2 separate regions of the Homo sapiens genome follow, and region 2 is linked to region 1. Evidence: read pairs that join two places in POLR2A ChIA-PET (ENCODE). Cell type or tissue: GM12878. All regions are shown on one strand. Each heading gives the region's core, and the rest is flanking DNA. Links, peaks and the distances in the headings are about the cores only.

Evidence for each region. Peaks named below come from ENCODE experiments on the same cell type or tissue, not always from the same donor. Only the 100,000 strongest peaks of a DNase experiment are listed, where the experiment ranks them.
Region 2: POLR2A ChIA-PET joins it to region 1 with 6 read pairs; 2 of 35 experiments call an interaction of 5 or more read pairs at or near these places.

What each region holds. Positions count from the first base shown.
Region 1 is chr15:85,525,951-85,531,336 of GRCh38, forward strand. All of the region lies in intron 3 of AKAP13 (A-kinase anchoring protein 13), which reads left to right. Among named protein-coding and RNA genes, the nearest start is that of AKAP13, 150 kb to the left of the region's middle. In GM12878, for the core only: no CTCF peak of the experiment used is centred there; no DNase peak of the experiment used is centred there.
Region 2 is chr15:85,277,147-85,282,532 of GRCh38, forward strand. No RefSeq gene overlaps it. Among named protein-coding and RNA genes, the nearest start is that of MIR7706, 100 kb to the right of the region's middle. In GM12878, for the core only: no CTCF peak of the experiment used is centred there; a DNase peak (open chromatin) is centred at 3,324.

The DNA of each region.
Region 1 (5,386 bases), core at 284-5,283:
CAGAATCTTTCATAAAATGAAATCTATTTTCAGCATGTCTGTTATTTATTTTTAGAATTCACAGCAAGAGTTCTTGTTTGAAGAACTACAAACCTTTATTGACTCCAAATTTGACTCAGCTCTGTTATATTTTCCTTTTCTTTTTCACTGATAAGGGAGGGTACTTTATAAAGTAGATTTGTCATTAAAAAAGAATAATACATTTACCTGATCAGAAGTTCTTTTGGGTTTAAAGAAAAAAATTGCAGCCCAGATTGCAACAAATGGTCTGAGTTATAATATGTTATGTCTTTCTTTTTCTTTCTCTCTTTTTTTTTGTTTTGTTTTGAGACAGAGTCTCACTCTTTTGTCCAGGCTGAAGTGCAGTGGCACAATCACAGATCATTGCAGGCTTGACTTCCCAGGCTGAAGTTATTCTTATACCTCAGCCTCCCAAGTAGCACTCACCATCGTAAGTGGCACGTGTGTGTGTCCATCATAAGTGGCTGGCACGTGTGTGTGTGTGTAGATGGTGTCTCCCTGTGTTGCCCAAGCTGGTCTCAAACTTCTGGTCTAAGTGATCCTTCTGCCTCCACCTAGCAAAGTGTTGGGATTACAGGCGTGACCCACCATACCTGGCCTCTTTCATTTCTCGTCAACCAAGAATTACTTTCTAGCAGCAGGTGTCCAGTATTACCAAATGGAATAGCATATTTGAAAAGAAGTTGTAGACTTTTAATTTAATGGGCTTCATTAGAGAATTCTGACACCCCCCATCCCCCAGCCTGGCCCTGCCCCTGGCAACGCCTGTCAAGGTAATCAGTTATTTTTATTGGACTTTTTCTAACAGTCTCCCTATTCTGAAATACTCTCAAGCTATCTCTAGACAGATGAGATTTTATATTCTAGAAAACTTAAATTACTGTCCTAATGCTAGTTAGTACATATAGTGGTTATACTGGAAAAACAGAGTGAGAACTAGTTGAAGAGGAAAAAAATCTGTTGTCTACTGTCCTTAGTTGTAATTTTTTTTTTTTTTTTTTGAGAGGGTGTCTCGCTCTGTCGCCCAGGCTGGAGTGCAGTGGCGCGATCTCTGCTCACTGCAAGCTCCGCCTCCTGGGTTCAGGCCATTCTCCTGCCTCAGCCTCCCGAGTTCCCGAGTAGCTGGGACTACAGGCGCCCGCCACCACGCCCGGCTAAGTTTTTGTGTTTTTTAGTAGAGACGGGGTTTCACCGTGTTAGCCAGGATGGTCTTGATCTCCTGACCTCGTGATCCGCCCGCCTTGGCCTCCCACAGTGCTGGGATTACAAGCGTGAGCCACCGCACCCGGCCCTGTTGTAATGTTAGGAGGAAATTATATATTTCATAACTTTGGAACCATGAACACAGCACTGGAATCCTAGGGCATACAATATTAAGGGAGTGATATCCTCCCAAGGGGGTGAAAATTGCCTTTTGGGACCAAAAAAAACTTACAGTGATATATAAAACACAGTTACACAAATTTGTGGTATATCTGTGGTATTAAAGTTTCATGAAGTGAGGAGTGAGTAGAGAATAATGTCTGAAAAGGCTCTTTGGGATATGATAATGGAAGAAAAGGCTGAGAAACACTGCCTTAGAGGTGTGGGCTGGAATATAGCGGAGCACATTTTTAGCATTAAATCTCTCCTTCCTCCTCTAAAATGCTCATGGTGAAATTCCTGTGCCTACTCTTTGTTCTCTTCTGATTAAATACTCCTGTACACATAGAGACATTTTACACATATACCAAATTTGCACACTACTATTAGGTCCCCAAAACCCAGCAGTGGGTGTATACTTCTGCACATAATCCTATTTCCTATTAGAGTCTGAATCTGAAGACTGAAAATTTGTTTCCTTTAACCCTATCATAGACACTTCATAAGGAAGAAAAAGACACCAGATTTTTAGAGACTTTGATGCGAAACTGAAGTAATAAAGATATTATTTTTATATTTTCCATCATTTTTTCTCTTAGAAGGTGACATCTGTGTGGGACTGGGCTTGGCTGGCCCAGCAAACACTTTTAGGGTTTCTTTTTGGATAGCTGATGAAACAAAGTTCCTATTGTTTCATCCTCAAAAGAGAGGGCCCAGATGGGATGCATTCCACTTTTAGCTTAATAGGAAATGAAGTAATTCTTGGGCTGTGCTTCAGCAGTTTTGTTTATCAGTAGCAATATTTCGTTTCCATGGGTGCGGTGCTCCATATAGTGAGAAGGAGCCTGCAGGAGAGCTCTCCCAACCTCGCACACACACACCTCCTGACCTGCCAGCATAAAAAAGGTGCAGATTAGGTGATTTTAAGAGGGTCATCAGTAGTTAAGTTTTTGTTTCTCACCTAGGTGCTCCTTGTGTTTTTGTTTATTCTTTCCCTCCTCACTTAATTTTTTTAGTTCTATAGTGCCAATGGCAAGCTTTGTTGGGCCATGCTGGAGAAGCTCTTTGTAGAGTATTAGGGATCTGTTTTCCTTGAGTTTCCTAAACAGAAGCATTTTAATAGCTAATAATAAAAACTACCAGTTTTAGTTGCCCATTTTATGCCAGATACTTTGTGCACAGCTCTAATGTTTTTAACAATCCGTAAGGTTGATGGTGTTCTCATTTTGTGTACAAGGAAAACAGGCTTCAAGGTTGAATGACTTTCTCAGGATAACCAAATCTGTTGCAGTGGAGCTGGAGTTCAAACCTAATATTTTCTACTTGACAGCTAATTGCCAGCATACTTGATGAGGATCCCTACAGTTTACTCAGCTGGGAGCAGACTTCTCCCACCCCATAATTTATATTTGTCTTGTAAGTGGACTTGATAGTGTGAGAAGTTCAGAAATTAATTCCTAATTTAAAATACGGAATTAAAGTTTGGGCTGTGTTTCTTCCAATAGTTTCTCTCTCTCCTTCCCCTCTCTAAATCCTCTAGAGTAGCTGCCTTCATAAGTTCAGTAAAATTTTCAGAACTTCCCTTTTTAAAAAAAGATTGGGATTTTTATTTTCCTTTCTTGTTACCAGGAAATTTAATCAAAGGAAAAACACCATGGAACTAACTGAAAATCCTGCTATTGTTCTTCCTACTGCAGCTTCTGTTTTTATGCAGAAAGTTAGATTGTGGTTATTATATCAAATTGGATACAGTTTCTCATCCCCATGTCTTTGCAGTGTAATTGTAGACATTGTTAATAACCCTGCAGTTGGCCAGGCACGGTGTAAGGTGTAATCCCAGCATTTTGGGAGGCCTAGGCGGGCGGATTACGAGGTCAGGAGGTCGAGACCATCCTGGCTAATGCAATGAAACCCCATCTCTACAAGAATACAAAAAAATTAGCGGGGCATGGTGGCGGGTGCCTGTAGTCCCAGCTACTCAGGAGGCTGAGGCAGAAGAATGGTGTGAACCCGGGACGCAGAGCTTGCAGTGAGCCGAGATCGTGCCACTGCACTCCAGCCTGGGAGACAGAGCGAGACTCCGTCTCAAAATAAATAAATAAATAAAATAACCCTGCAGTCTTTATGTACAAAGGTAGTCATATGACTAATGACCCTGTTGCAAATAGTCATGTCTCTAGCGCTAATTTATGATAGTAAGAGGTTTGGTGTAGGCATACGCGGTGTAAAATTATTGAGTCTGTATTATGTAACTTTTTAAAAAATGCTGATTTACCCCCCAGGTGCTTTATCAGAAAGGTTATAGGAATTAAAAAATAATCTTGAGAGCCACTTGAACCTAATGGAAAACATTAATGTGAGAGAGTAGGCCTGCCAAACTGGTGTGGTTGATTTCCGGACAGTAGGGTGAGGTACTTTATTCTTGATCAGTAGTAACGCTTCCAATGTACTCTTAAGTTTAATAAAGACTAATCCAGGAAACCCTGAGTTCCCCACTCATCTTTTAACCCTCAGGTTTTCTTTTGAAAAAGAAGCCTCTAATCGTACCAAACAAATTCCAGATTTATGGCATATTTTACTTATGATGATTCATAGTTTCTTCTTCAGATTTTGAATTCGTGTCTGAAGGGAAAATATTGGATTAACAATTGGACAGTTTCTCAGGTATCTCTTTCATGGCTATTTCTGACATTCTGCCTTCTCGGTTATACAGTTTGATTTTAGTTATACACAGAGCTGACAGTAGCTCACACATCCATCCATTCACCTGCTAACAAACTCTGCTAATGCAGCAGAAAGAGATAAGCATACTGTTGTTGCCAAGCACAACCCCCGCGCCCCAACACACACCCATCCCGCGTTGTTCTGTTTCTCTCCCTGTCGTTCGCCCTCATCCCATTCTGCCTGAGTAAACAGTCATTTTAGCAATTCGGGACAAATTTCTGTGCTGATACTTACTTTGGCACTTCACAGTTTTGGGTAAGGTAGCATTGCTTCACCATGGCTCTTTGCTGTGTGAATGGTGTTTACTTTTAGTGGTATTGTGACTCCCTTTCTGATTCAAGGGTTCAGGTTTCTCATCTTTGCATAGGCCTGAGGAAGGAGATCAATAAGAAAGGAAAAGGACTGGTTAAATGGATAGGGCTGTGGATATTCTGTTTTACATAGTGTAATCTCTCTTCTAAGGCACTGTAAATTTAAGGTTTGAAGGCATAATTCAATTTGGATCTCAGATTACTTGCATCATCATCATCATTGAATTGTGAAATTTTGACATTTATTGACATTTATTCATATCTACCTCAAAGGACTTTCAGAAGTTTACAGATTAGCTTAATTTTGGATAAATGGGACAATGCTATATATTGATTCTGTTGACGAACCACAGCATTTCTTCTTTAAAGCAGTTCTCCTGACTGACATACGTATCACTCCATCCATCCATCGTTCATCATCCATCCACCATCAGTTTATTTGGAAATTAAGTGAGGCTATATATGGTGTTTTGGGTGATAATAATAAAGAATTTAGGAGGCCCCTTCTAGATTTTATTTATTTATTTAGAGACAGGGTCTCTGTCTCCCAGGCTAGAGTCCAGTGGCATGATCTTGGCTCATGGCAACCTCTGCCTCCCAGGTTCAAGTGATTCTCCTGCCTCAGCCTCCCTAGTAGCTGGGACTACAGATGCCCGGCTAATTTTTATTTTTAGTACAGACAGAGTCTTGCCATGTTCGCCAGGCTGGTCTCGAACTCCTGGCCTCAAGTGATCTGCCTGCCTCGGCCTCCCAAAGTGCTGGGATTACAGCATGAGTCATCGCGCCTGGCCTAAGTCCTTCTTAATTGCCATCTCCTTTGTGAAATCTTCCTGCTTTTGCCCACATATGGAATGCACCACTCCTCTCCCCAGATTGCACTGTATTTAGATATTTAGGTATTTTAGATAGGAAAGTTCTTGTAGAACTCCTCTCATTTTGACTTCATTGCAGTTATCTGCAACTTGATT
Region 2 (5,386 bases), core at 210-5,209, 250 kb before region 1:
CAGTGCTGCAAGGGAAAAAAACGGTTTCAGTGAGGTGGGTGTAAACTCTGTGTACACACATCACACCCTAGAAAGCCCACAGAAAAATACAGCCCAGGATAAATGTATAGACTAATTTCTAAACCCTCACAAGAAAGCGAAGGAAATGTAATTAATATAAAAATAATGTTTTATTAGTTATAAATCTAAAAAAATGGTACTCAATGAAGATAAAACTGAAAATATTCTCTGCTGATTATTAGACATCTATTAGAGATTACTGGACATCTATTAGAGATTATTAGAATACTATAGTATGCAGAATTCTAAGATGGGCCCCGTGATCTTCATGCATCACCCGTTATACCCTATACAATCCCCTTACCTTGAGAGTAGGCAAGACCTGACTTCTTTTCGTTGTTGCTGTTGTTGTTGTTGTCGTTGAGATGAAGTGTCACTTTGTCACACAGGCTGGAGTGCAGTGGCACGATCTTAGCTCGCTGTAGCCTCCACCTCCTAGGTTCAAGTGATTCTCTTGCCTCAGCCTTCCTAGTAGCTGGGATTACAGGTGGTGGGATTAGCCACCACGCCTGGGTAATTTTTTTGTGTTTTTAGTTGAGATGGGGGCTCACCATGTTGGCCGGGCTAGTCTCGAACTCCTGACCTCAAGTGATCCGCCCACCTCGGCCTCCCAAAGTGCTGGGATGGGAGACCTGACCTGTTTCTAACCAAAAGAATATAGCACAAGCGATGGGATGTCACTCCTGTGTTATGTTCTATATAAGATACTATCTTAGCAGACTGGAGAAGCCCTTGCTGGCTTTAAAGAAGCAAACTGCCATGTTGTAAGACAGTCTACAGATAAGCCAGGCAACAAGGAGCTTCAGGCAGTCCCTAGGTGAGAGCAGCTCCCAATTCAGAGCCAAAGGTCATCAAGGAAATAGACCTCAGTCCTACAGTTAAAGATGAATTCTGCCAGCCACGTTGAGGGAGCTTGGAAGTCAGTCTTTTTCCCCAGTTGGCCCTTTGATGAGACACACTGCAGCCCCAGCTGACACCTGGATTATAGCAATGTGAAACCCTAAGAAGAGGACCCAGCTAAACTGTGTGCAGCTGTGAGATATGTGTTATTTTTCAGCCTTTATGCTGTGGTATTTTGTTATACAACAATAAAAAAGCTAACGCAAATATCTATGGTAAAACTTTTTTATATTTTAATCAGTATCACTCAAAATGTTATCAATAAAGACTTTAGACCAGACACAGTAGCTCATGCCTGTAATCCCAGCACTTTGGGAGGCCAAAGCAGGAAGATTGCTTGAAGCCAGGAGTTCAAGACCAGCCTGGGCAACATGGCAAGACTCCTGTCTCTATAAAAACAGGCTGGGCGCAGTGGCTCACACCTGTAATGCTAGAAGTTTGGGAGGCCAAGGTGGGCGGATCACTTGAGTCCAGGAGTTTGAGACCAGCCTGGACAACACGGCAAGAACTTGTGTCTATAAAAATAGGTCAGGCATGGGCCAGGAGCGGTGGCTCACGCCTGTAATCTCCCAGCACTTTGGGAGGCTGAGGTGGGCGGATCACGAGGTCAGCAGATCGAGACCATCTTGGCTAACATGGCAAAACCCTGTCTCTACTAAAAATACAAAAAATTAGCCGGGCGTGATGGTGGGTGCCTGTAGTCCCAGCTACCTGGGAGGCTAGCAAGAGAATGGTGTGAGCCCAGGAGGCAGAGCTTGCAGTGAGCCAAGATCGTGCCACTGCACTCCAGCCTGGGTGACAGAGCGAGACTCCATCTCAAAAAAAAAAAAAAAAAAAAGTCCAGTCATGGTGGCCCACAGCAGTAATCCCAGCATTTTGGGAGGCCAAGAACAGCATGGGCAACATAGTGAAACCCTGTCTCTACAAAAAATACAAAAATTAGCCAGGTACGGCAGCGCGGCTGTAGTTCCAGCTACTTGGGAGGCTGAGGTGGGAGGATCACTTGAGGCTGGGAGGCAGAGGCTGCAGTGAGCCAACAAGATTGGGCCACAGCACTCCAGCCTCAGGGACAGAGCTAGACTTTGACTCCAAGTAAATAAATAAATAAATAATTAAAAACAAATTTTAATACTTTTTTTCTTTTAAAAAAATTTTTTGGGAACATAGTAGGTACATATTTTTATGGGGTACATGAGATATTTTGATACAGGCATGCAATGTGAAATAAGCAAATCATGGAGAATGGGGTATCCATCCCCTTAGGCATTTATCCTTTGAGTTACAAACAACCCAATCTCACTCTTTGAGTTATTTTAAAATGTACAATGTACTCCATGGAGCACTCAGTAGGTGTGAGTCACCCTATTTACCACATTATATGCACTTTTATTTTAATTTTCAGAAAAGCTTGATGAGTTAACTATTATTAACATGCCTAACTTTTATATGAGAAAAGTGAAGCTTAAAAAGTAGGTGGTTTGTCTAAGGTCACTCAACTCAAAATTAGTAGTGTCAGAACCAACTCTGAGATTTCATAGACAATTTTATACTGGGAGAAATGGTGTAGTGACTTCAGAAAGGATAGAATTCAATTGATATTATAAAGAGGCATAAAACATGTACATAGAGACATTTTACTATTTCATTTGAACATTGCATGTCAGAGGTAAATATCTGATCTTTGCTGTTGGTTACCCAGCAAATGACATCGATGGGACATGAGATTCTGGATACCACCCCACTTATTTAATCCTAAGGAAGCGAATAGGAAACAAAATACAGCAATGTCTTCTCAAAAACCCATTGTCATGAGAGGCCAACACAGACTCAAGAGCTAGGTAGCAGTGTCATGGTGACTTCTGTTAGACCGCAAATTTTTGTAGGTCAAGAGAGGTTGGATATTGGCAATTTCATAGTTTCCCACTTAATACAACTAGATCTTCTTATTGAAAGGTAACTGATATGGTTTGGATCTGTGTCCCCATCAAATCTCATGTTCAGTTATAATCCCCAATGTTGGAGGTGGGGGCTGGCAGGAGGTAATTGGATCATGGGGGCAGTTTCCCATGGTTTACCACCATCCCCTTTTGGTACCGCATAGTGAGTGAGTTCTCACGAGATCTGTTTATTTAAAAGTGTGTAGCATGCCCCCCACCTTCCTCTGGCTCTGGCCATGTAAAGGTATTTCTTTATAGCAGTGCAAGACAGACTAATACAGCAGCCTCAGCAAAGTGTGCAGAATGAAGGGGAAATGGAAAAAGAAACCAAGCTAGAACTTTTGTGGTGACACAGGCAAGGAAGAATGACTGTTTTCATAAAAGCAGCATTTACAAGTAGTGGTTGAGTAGGTTCCCGAATCATTTCCAAACTAAAACGTCAGATTACCAAGTGGACACGAGAGGCGAGAACGTGAGAATCACCAGGAAGAAGCTGGGGTTTGCAGTAAAAGACACTGAGAGCATTCCATGAGGTTTGACTTCTTCCAATGTCAAGAATTTTGAAAAAAGAAGGGTTTCTTTACATTTCTATAGACTTTATTCTATATGCCAGAATTGGGTCCACGCTAATTCAAAAAAATGCATTTCTGTTTTAAAAACAAATGCTCGGCCGGGTGCAGTGGCTCACGCCTGCAATCCTAGCACTTTGGGGGGCCGAGGCGGGCGGATTATGAGGTTAGGAGATGGAGACCATCCTGGCCAACATGGTGAAACCCCATCTCTACTAAAAATATAAAAATTAGCTGGGTGTGGTGGCCCGTGCCTGTAACCCCAGCTACTCAGGAGGCTGAGGCAGGAGAATCGCTTGAACCAGGGAGTCAGAGGTTGCAGTGAGCCGAGATTGCACCACTGCACTCCAGCTTGGCGACAGAGAGAGACTCCGTCTCAAAAAAACAAAAAAAGAAAACCAATGCTCAAAAACCAAGTGACAAAACCTAGACTGCCCATGTTGCAAAATGGAACTTAGCACGTCTGGTGAGGAAGGTGGTGAGATGAGAACTGCCCGCCATGCACACTAACTGTCCCCCATCCCATCAGTGTGGGGTGCAGTTCCACTGCTCTGCAGACACTGAGCTAGCACTTACCAGGAGGCAGGCTCAGGGCTGGGTGTGCAGCTGAAGAACACACTGCCGCCCCCTCCCCCGGCCCTCCTAGGAGAGGAGGCGGTCAGTTCAATGGGAATCTACAGTAAGAACCACAGAGGTTGTAACAGGGAAGTAAAGGCCAAGGCTGCAGGAGAAGAGTAAAGGGCTCTTATCTTATCTAGTGTGTTTTGATGTCCCCATACACACACACACACACACACGTGCACACAGAGGCACATACACACATGGACACCCACATACATATGCACACACACACCCATACCCAGCAACGCATATGCAAATGCAGATATGCACACATGTACACACTCACATCCACACCCACTCACATCCACACACATGCACACATGCACACAATTCATATCTGCACACACACAAATGCATGTGCACGTGTGTATGCACACACAATCACTGCCACATACACGTACCAACCCTGTGCATACCTAGGCACACAGGACCACCCCCAAGCTCACTCCTTCTCACTGGGAACCTTCTTACTACTATTGAGACTCTGAGAGTTAATACTGAGTGTCAACTTGATTGGATTGAAGGATGGAAAGTATTGATCGTGGATCGTGGGTGTGTTTGTGAGGGTGTTGCCAAAGGAGATTAACATCTGAGTCAGTGGGCTGGGAAGGCAGATCCACCCTTAATCTGGACGGCCACAATCTAATCAGCTGCCAGTGAATATAAAGCAGGCAGAAAAACATGAAAAGGTTAGATGGGCCTAGCCTCTCAGCCTACATCTTTCTCCCATGCTGGATGCCTCCTGCCCTCAAACATCGGACTCCAAGTTTTTCAGTTTTGGAACTCGGACTGGCTCCCCTTGCTCCTCAGCCTAGACAGCCTATTCCGCGACCTTGTGATCATGTGAGTTAATACTTAAGAAACTCCCCTATATATATGTGTGTATACATATATACATACGTATATATACGTATGTATATACGTATATATATGTGTGTGTGTGTATATATATTCCATTAATTCTGTCCCTCTAGAGAACCCTGACTAATACAAACTCAAAGAATGTTTTTTCCTGTCAGCCTTCCTTGGCCCCCCTGACATAAACAATTGTAGCTAAACTTCTCCATCCTTGCTGCATGCCTGGGATGTTTACAACTTTGCTCCCTGTTTCCTCTTTTATCCTGATGATTTTATTAACAGTTATGAATAGCATTTCACATGAATGGCAGCTTCCGGCGAAGGGTCTGCAACTCTGAGGCTATGAGTCCTGTAAATGAGTGAATTTCTTACTTTATCACTGACATAATTTTATACTGTGCTTTTCAAATGCATTTAGGTCAAGGAAAGCTTTTATTGGTA